Linked DNA regions of Mus musculus: all the other regions are linked to region 3. Evidence: chromatin loops called from intact Hi-C (ENCODE). Cell type or tissue: gastrocnemius. All regions are shown on one strand.

Region 1 (2,500 bases), 96 kb before region 3:
GCTGTGATTTCTGATTTTTCCCTTGAGAGTTAGTTCAGTTAGAGAAAGTCACGGTATAAGCACGCCCGTGCCATGAGCAGCCTCTGTCTCTGCTGCCCCCTTGGGGATGAAGAACCCTCTTTGCCCAGGTTTTCTGTCTTCTTGATCTCAATGGATACTGATGTGGTCCCAAGGTTCTGAGACCATCAAAAGCCTCTTCCTCGACCAAAATGTATGTTATGGGCTCAGTTCTCTTCTCCCAACAAAACAAAAGCCAAACAACAACAGCAAGAAAAAAAAAACCCCAAACCCCACCCTGGAAGCAAAGTCTCCACAGAAGTAGGTTAAGTGAGGGTGTTGCCCTAATGTCACAAGATGATTCCTTTCTACGAAGGGACAGCACAGAGCCAGGCCTCTAGCTACCTGTCCCCTCCCATGCATCCAGCAAGTCAGGACCATGTGAGCCCAGAGAAAGGCTGCCAGCTGCACCCCTAGAGCACAAGCCTCACTCGACACCAACGTTAGCAGGAACCTGAGCTCAGATTCTGAGCTTAGGACCCCATGGAAGAGGTGTATGTGTGTTAGATGAGCCTCAGGCCTATGGGGCTGTGTTACAATAGCACTAGCAAGCAAATAGTTTTTGACCAAAGCTCATTTAAAACAGAGTAATAGCAGAAGAGAATGGGAGCTTAGAATGAGCTCCCTGGGATGCCCAGGGCCACTAATACGAAATTCCAGCTCAAATGATATCATTTTAATTTAAAATGTGAGAGCCAGGCATGGCATCACGCACATTTTCCCCATACACACACACACACACACACACACACACACACACACACACCCTTTTGAGACAAATCTCATGTAGCCCAGGTCTTGACCTCTTCATTGCAGTTAAGGAAGACCTAGAACTTCTGTTCCTTTTGTTCCTGTACCCAGTTTATGTTGTACTGGGGATCAATCCCAGGGATGCAGGCTTGGTAGGTAAAGTCTCTATGGACTGAGCTACACTCTCGGCCTTCTGATACATTGTTGTGACACAGAAAGCTTCTGTTTTCCCAGTTAGAAAGACTCTTGGTCAGTTTGTTTAAATATAAGCTCACTCTTCGTGCACAAACTCCTGGTTCCCGTTTTCTATCCCGGTAAATGCCGATGCTTATCAGTCCTGTCTTTTAGGCAATAAAAGAGAAAAAGGTAAGCAAAGCTCTAATATGCAGGAATCCTTCATGGGTCGGTGAAGGTGTGCAGTGCCTAGCTGCTACCACAAGGTGGCAGTGCTCTCTCAATGATGACTTAATGTTGGGCCACCTGCCTGGTGGCGCCTTTTGGGAAAAGCCTATGAATTCCCAGCCCAGGCTGCTGGATCTTCTCTGAGCTTTCTTTAGTCTGTTCTAAGTACTGAGGTCTGTAGCTTGCCTGTTTCTTAATCTTAAGACCCCATTTCTCTCCTTGAAAGAAGCAGAATTATATGTACGTTGTCTGGAGTGATTGCAGACAGCGCCCATAAAGTCCCCTTTTCTCTGCCTTCAAAAGCATCACCGGAAAGTTTAGTTGGATGTGAAACTTCAGAACCCTCCCACATAGGACAGAGGTGCCGCTAGGCCACTTATGGCCTGGTCTTTGTCTAACTTGGATGTTAGGACACTCCCTGGACATTTCTGGCTTTGGAGTCTCGGGTAAAAACAAAACAAAAACCAAATCGGTGACAGTCATAGCTCTGGATGCTGAGATTCCATGTGAACAAACACAAACTGTGAACTACTGAGTGCTGGGTTTGAGGGCACTCTGGTACAGCCCCTGGAGAAGCGGCTGGTGCACATTCTCACTGCGTGCCCTTTAAGGGTAAACAATATTTCCGAGGAACAAGAGCTAGGAAACTTCTGGATGAAAACCAAAAAGCACAGCCCCTGAGCCTCCGCTCTCCTGTCAATCATGGTCACTGGTTGCTTCTTTCTCAAGCTGTTCCTTGGCTCCAATGCTGCACACCTGTTCTTCTCTCTGCCCATCAAACTCTCTTAACAATGGCCTCCGTTGTCTCTGTGCGTTGTTTCTTTGGCTCAGCTGCTCTCCCCACTGCAGCTGTTGGGCATCGGTGACAGCTTCGCCCCTCTAGGTAGGAGTCAGTGTGGCAGCTTGGAAAGCACTTAGAATTCACAGTCAGGAAGACCTGGGCAAGAATCCAAGTTTTTCCACTTAGTCAATATGACAGTCTCTGGCAACTCCGGCACTCCAGGCTTCTTTTAGCCCCCTCTGTAAAACCTTTATGACACCCAGTTTTAGATAATTGGTTTAGCAAACATTCTCTCATCCGCAATATATGATGCTGGAGTGGATTATCCTCCATCATTTCTGATGTCTGACCTCTGTTATTGCCAAACTCGGTGATAGAGTTTAGGTCTTAGATACCCCCTAAAGACTCATGTTTACGAGTGGCTCAGAAGTCTGTGTTGTTATTAGGGGATAGGTGGGGATTTTAAGAGCAGGGACCTAACAGAAAAGTTTACTCATAAGGTAACAGCTT
Region 2 (2,500 bases), 70 kb after region 3:
GTTATCAGTTTCAATAGTGCTATTTGTGGGCCTCAAGAGCTGGTCTGTGTACAGGACCGTATCTGTAGGTAATAGTGGTGCCTTCTCTTCCTAGTGGCTACTGCCTTGTCACCTCGTTTAATCATGCATGATTGTACAAACTGTTTTTCTCCTGGGGGTGAGTCTGCTAAAGCTAGACACCTTGGGAGACCCACTGACTCACTGGGGCCACAGAGCTTTGCCTAGAAAAATGCCTGTTGTTTCTGAAAGCAGCTTTCTACTTTAGGGATGGGATAGGCAAAGCTCCAGCTTGCTTCCAGGGTGGTCACAGGGATCCAGGGTGACAGGATGAGGTGTCCAGACCACTTGTGGGACCCCATTTCTGGGAACCTTTACACATGGAATGTCTTGGGCCTATCTTCTTTTCCCAAACACATATTACAGCAGGAGCCAGCACTGGGCCCTAAACAGTGCCCAGAAACCCTTTAATAAAATTTCTCTATGTCTCATTTGTGAGGGAAACACTGGCACTCTTAGAAATTCAGCCAGAGCATTTGGGAGGCTCAGCTCTCGGACTTCCATGCTCTCTGTGGTTTATATAAATGCTCTTACAAAAGAGTTCAGGATCTGATATCTGGCTTAAAACACACACACACACACACACACACACACACACACACACACACACACACGAGAGACCATTAAGAGATGGAGAATGGGTATGGGTATTTGTTTTGGGGACTTGCTTTAGAAAAGAATTAAACTACTTTTAGTGGCAAGAATTAGCCTGAGGGAAATGGGATTTAAAGAAAGAATATTCTGTATAATTTTAATATCATTCTCCAGCTGTGAACTTCTTTTGGTGCAATATAAATTAAAGAGTGAAATTGAGAACGGAAAAAAAAAAAAAGACTGAGTTTCAAAGGCACCCTGGTCCTTGGGGACTGTAATTGTCATGGTACAAAGCTAGCAGTCCTGTGGGCACAGACTGCAAAGGAAAAAACCACTGGTATAGCTGTAGGTAGAGCTGAGTGAGTGGAGACCTGCTTACCCAGCAACTACTATTTGTGGAGAATGGTTTGCAGAGTTAAGCATTTACCAGTGTAAACATTATGAGTGAAGACTGGAAGTCCATGTGGGTTAGGGTTGATGCTGTCTGCACTGGAGAAGGTACCTGTGGTACCCGCAGTAGGTTGTTATCCTGACATACATTCTGCATGGTGAATTTCAACTCTTGAAAGCTACTTGAAAGCTCTTGAAATCTGCTTGCTTCTATAGCTTGCTTCATTAAGTTTTAAAATTCCGTGTAACTTTTAGTATTATTTTGCCAAGTTTTGCAAGATAGCACGTTGGAACTTTGAAGAGGCTCTTGAGTAATCTCTACAGTTTGGGGAAAATGGCCTACATGGAGTTGAAGTTTGGTGTCTTCTATTATATAATGCCGCCACCTAGTGGTCAAATTGGCAAACAACTTCCTAATGCATGCATCTGGAGTCTGTTTCCACAAATGGAAACAGTTTCTTAACTTTTCAAAATCAAGAGCATTCCAAAATACATGCAATTAGAGCCCTGGGGTCAGAGCAATCTTTTCATGAAGAGTAATATTTCCCTGTGTATTCCGACGTCCAAATCAAATAGGGAAGCAAACATCTCGTTGTCTTTACTGTCCACGAAAAGCCGAACAGTTTATAACAGGTTTCTGGTCTTGGAATTAAATAGCCGCTCAACAACAGCACACTGGGTGTGACCGTGGTGTGGACGCTGATTTACTGAAAGAGCCAGCCTAGGCTCCTCATTTAATTTCTGGAAGAGCCCTGGTCCACCCTGGTCCCTTTTTCCTGGGACAGTCACTTAAGATGGAAACGCCCTGTGATTTTGGCTCAATTATGTGTCAAAGGCAGCACCGAGGGTCCAATACCTTGTCCCTTGACATAGTGGCTAACTGTGGGGCTCTGTGACATGAATCAAGGATGAACACTAGGTCTGTGCTCTTGTGATGACTATATGTGACTACAGAGAATTCAAATCAAAGCTGCTCTGAACTGTGACGTCTTAGAATTTTAAAATCCACACCATGTTTTAAATAAAAATCAAGTTAAAATATCTCCATTTTAAATTTTGAATTATTACACTTTGAAGTGTACTATATCATATTGGATCATTACAGAAAAATTTAATTCTTTTAATATTTCAAATGTGACTTCTAAAGAATGTGCTGTTGTATAAACGGTCTGGCGTGGTGACGTGTGTCTGTAATTCTGGCTCTTGGGAGGCTAGGTAGGGGAGCATCAAAGATTTGAGGCCAGACTGGTCTACAGAGCAAAATCTTGTATCACAAACAAGATGCAGAAAAACACACAACATCACAGTGATAACACAACACAAAAACATAAAACAAGCACAAAGCAAAACCCAACATAACAAAACAAATATCTGCCTGGCAATGTATTTCTTTCCTTTATTCTCTGTCTGTCTGTCTGTCTGTCTGTCTGTCTGTCTGTCTGTCTGTCTCTTTGTGTGT
Region 3 (2,500 bases):
AATGCTGTTATAATAGATTGGATTATTAGAGCTTATATTTTAGAAATGAGAAATGACTGTGTTTTATAAATTCACGCTTTTTTCTTTCTTTTAAAATCATTTGAAGACAGGAGTGAATGTACAAAGCATACATCTGGAAACAACTTGATTTCACCGGATACGGATTACAGAGCTGGGTCTTCATTTGAACTCTCTCCGTCCGATAGCTCTGATGGAACGTACATGTGGGATGAAGAGGGCCTGGAGCCCATTGGGAGTGTCCATCCTGTTGGCAGCTATGAGTCCTCTGAAATGAACAGCATAGTATGTATGGATTTCTCTACCCTTTGGGAGATTTCTTTTTATTTCTTTATACAAACACATACAAATACACACATACATAATTTATTATAAAGGCATTAGTGTATTGGTTAAGTTAAGCTAAGAACGTGACATCTACAACACTTTTAGTTGCTGTATTGAGAAGTGCCCCTTGGTGAAGGGGTGTCAGGGATGGTGCTTAACATGCGCTTCCTACAGAAAGAGTGGTGGACTGATGGACCAGTTGATCCAGGACCAAGTATCTGGGTAGGCTGTGCTGATGGACTACCTACCATTCTGTCGCCAGTCCAGTGTGCCTTTAATACAGTGGGAGGTTTTGGCTTTTATTCTTAACAAAGTCTTTTGTAGGTCTGGGCGACTCTCTAGGACAGCTGCCTATAATGACCTAAGCTGCTTTGGCTTTGGGTTTGACCTTGTCTTTGAAGCCCTTATTACCAAGACAGAAGGAGACAGGACTGTCAGTCACACCCTTGCAGTATCTAATTTGGCCTGCAAGTGGCTCTGGTGTTTTCATTCACACTTGAAAATCAGTTTGTCTGTGGTCCCACATAAGTACTAAGGGGATAGGAAAATAATCTCCCTGTGTCTGGAAAGAGGGAACTACAAGTGCCACCACATATTAATGCATAGTTCTTTTATAAAACATTACAAGCAACTTAGATACAGACACGCTAATAAAATGCAACTGGTGTGGTTAAAATGGCTCAGGGTAATTATTTAGGTTATGAAATAGAAATACTCACAAATCAAATTGGTTTATAAATATATAACATTCTAACTGGCTTTCAGGCAGCAAAGCTTTCTATATCTATATAAGCCTGTGGCACGGAGAAACCAGATACTGTTATGAAAGGCTTTTAAGTTGCACAGACATAGGTATGTGCCATTTGTGGAGTATCTTCATCTGGCCAGAACAAGGTTACAGTTTATGACTTGACTGTGTTCTTTATTAGAATTTTGAAATGTACAATTGAAGTGCTTATCAACATTTTGTCCAGTAGATGGCAGCAGTGAGCCGCTTAGAACTTGCTATTTTTAGAGATTATTGCAACTGACAAAAGGCCCCCTCTACTGAGTTTATAATATACTTGGGTGACCATGGTGTTAAAATCCTTCAGTATATTCCTTGATTAATATGCTTGAGTATAGCAGATGAGAAGCAACCAGTCCATCTGCTATACTCTCTCTGTACTTTAGAAAAAATAGGGGCTCCTGATTTTTTTCTTTGTTGCTTTTTGAGTTAGGCTCCCTGTCCTATAAGCCTCTATGTAGACTAGACTCAGAGATCCGCTTGCCTCCCAGGTGCTGAGTGAAGGTGCACGCCACCACGCCCAGCTTTGATACTGCGCTTTTCTGATCCAAGGGAAAGGCAAAGTCCAAGAAAGGACGGGCTTACTGACAAAGGCACATTAAGATCCTCTTGGGAGTTTTGATGGAAGTTCACATGTTTTGCTTTGAATAATTCCAGCTTGCTTTGTTTTCATGACACATCACTTCACTGGTCTGCACTGAGCTGTTTTGTTTCCACTGATGAATTTGTCACCCCTTTTTGCCCAGATATCAGTATACTTTGCCAATTTTATTTGTATAGTTTTCTTCCCTTTACAGTAAACTCACTTCATCCTTAGCACATAATTTATTTAACTTTTTTGGTCTTTTTTAACTAAGGAGTTCATTTGTACTTGGCATTTTTGATGTACTACACTTTGACATCTTACTATTTTTACTTAAATTGTCTTTTCTTTTTTTCCATTTTTTTCTTTGCTAAAATAATTCTCACTAATATATGTAACATAACTGCAGATGAACGTTAGTGTGCTGTCCCTTTCCTTGGGCATTACAACTGACAACTCCAGTCTGGGTTCATATGAGGGAATTGCTCTAGATTGTGCATCAGTTGTCACTGCTGATATAATTTAGATGAACCTCCTCCCTAACCTTCCTGTTGTGAATTTATCCCAGGGTCTTGTGCACACTGTGTAAGTACTCCAGCACTGTGCAGTACCTACCCTGCAGTGAGCCTCTATTTCCTGCAACTGATACAGCTTTTAGAGTGAGACTTTGTTTTTGACGGACCGGAGTGTTAAAGACATGCACAAGTTCTTCTCTTGTCAAGGATAAACAGAGATTTGAGACTGGTTCCTTTAAAGTTAATAGCCAGAGTCTCAGCTGTTTATGT

Evidence for each region. Peaks named below come from ENCODE experiments on the same cell type or tissue, not always from the same donor. Only the 100,000 strongest peaks of a DNase experiment are listed, where the experiment ranks them.
Region 1: it touches region 3 in a loop (6-fold over the local background); 8 of 42 quality-filtered maps call a loop at or near these places.
Region 2: it touches region 3 in a loop (11-fold over the local background); 32 of 42 quality-filtered maps call a loop at or near these places.

The regions. Positions count from the first base shown.
Region 1 is chr14:37,032,204-37,034,703 of GRCm38, reverse strand. No RefSeq gene overlaps it. Among named protein-coding and RNA genes, the nearest start is that of Rgr, 16 kb to the left of the region's middle. In gastrocnemius, a CTCF peak has its summit at 1,234 (motif pointing right); DNase peaks (open chromatin) are centred at 1,257 and 1,985; H3K4me3 peaks cover 681 bases.
Region 2 is chr14:36,866,076-36,868,575 of GRCm38, reverse strand. No RefSeq gene overlaps it. Among named protein-coding and RNA genes, the nearest start is that of Gm25204, 100 kb to the right of the region's middle. In gastrocnemius, a CTCF peak has its summit at 1,431 (motif pointing left); a DNase peak (open chromatin) is centred at 1,433.
Region 3 is chr14:36,936,387-36,938,886 of GRCm38, reverse strand. It overlaps Ccser2 (coiled-coil serine rich 2), which reads left to right. Exons shown (of 11, transcript NM_027045.1): 3 at 107-303. Among named protein-coding and RNA genes, the nearest start is that of Ccser2, 31 kb to the left of the region's middle. In gastrocnemius, a CTCF peak has its summit at 1,321 (motif pointing right); a DNase peak (open chromatin) is centred at 1,331; H3K27ac peaks cover 482 bases.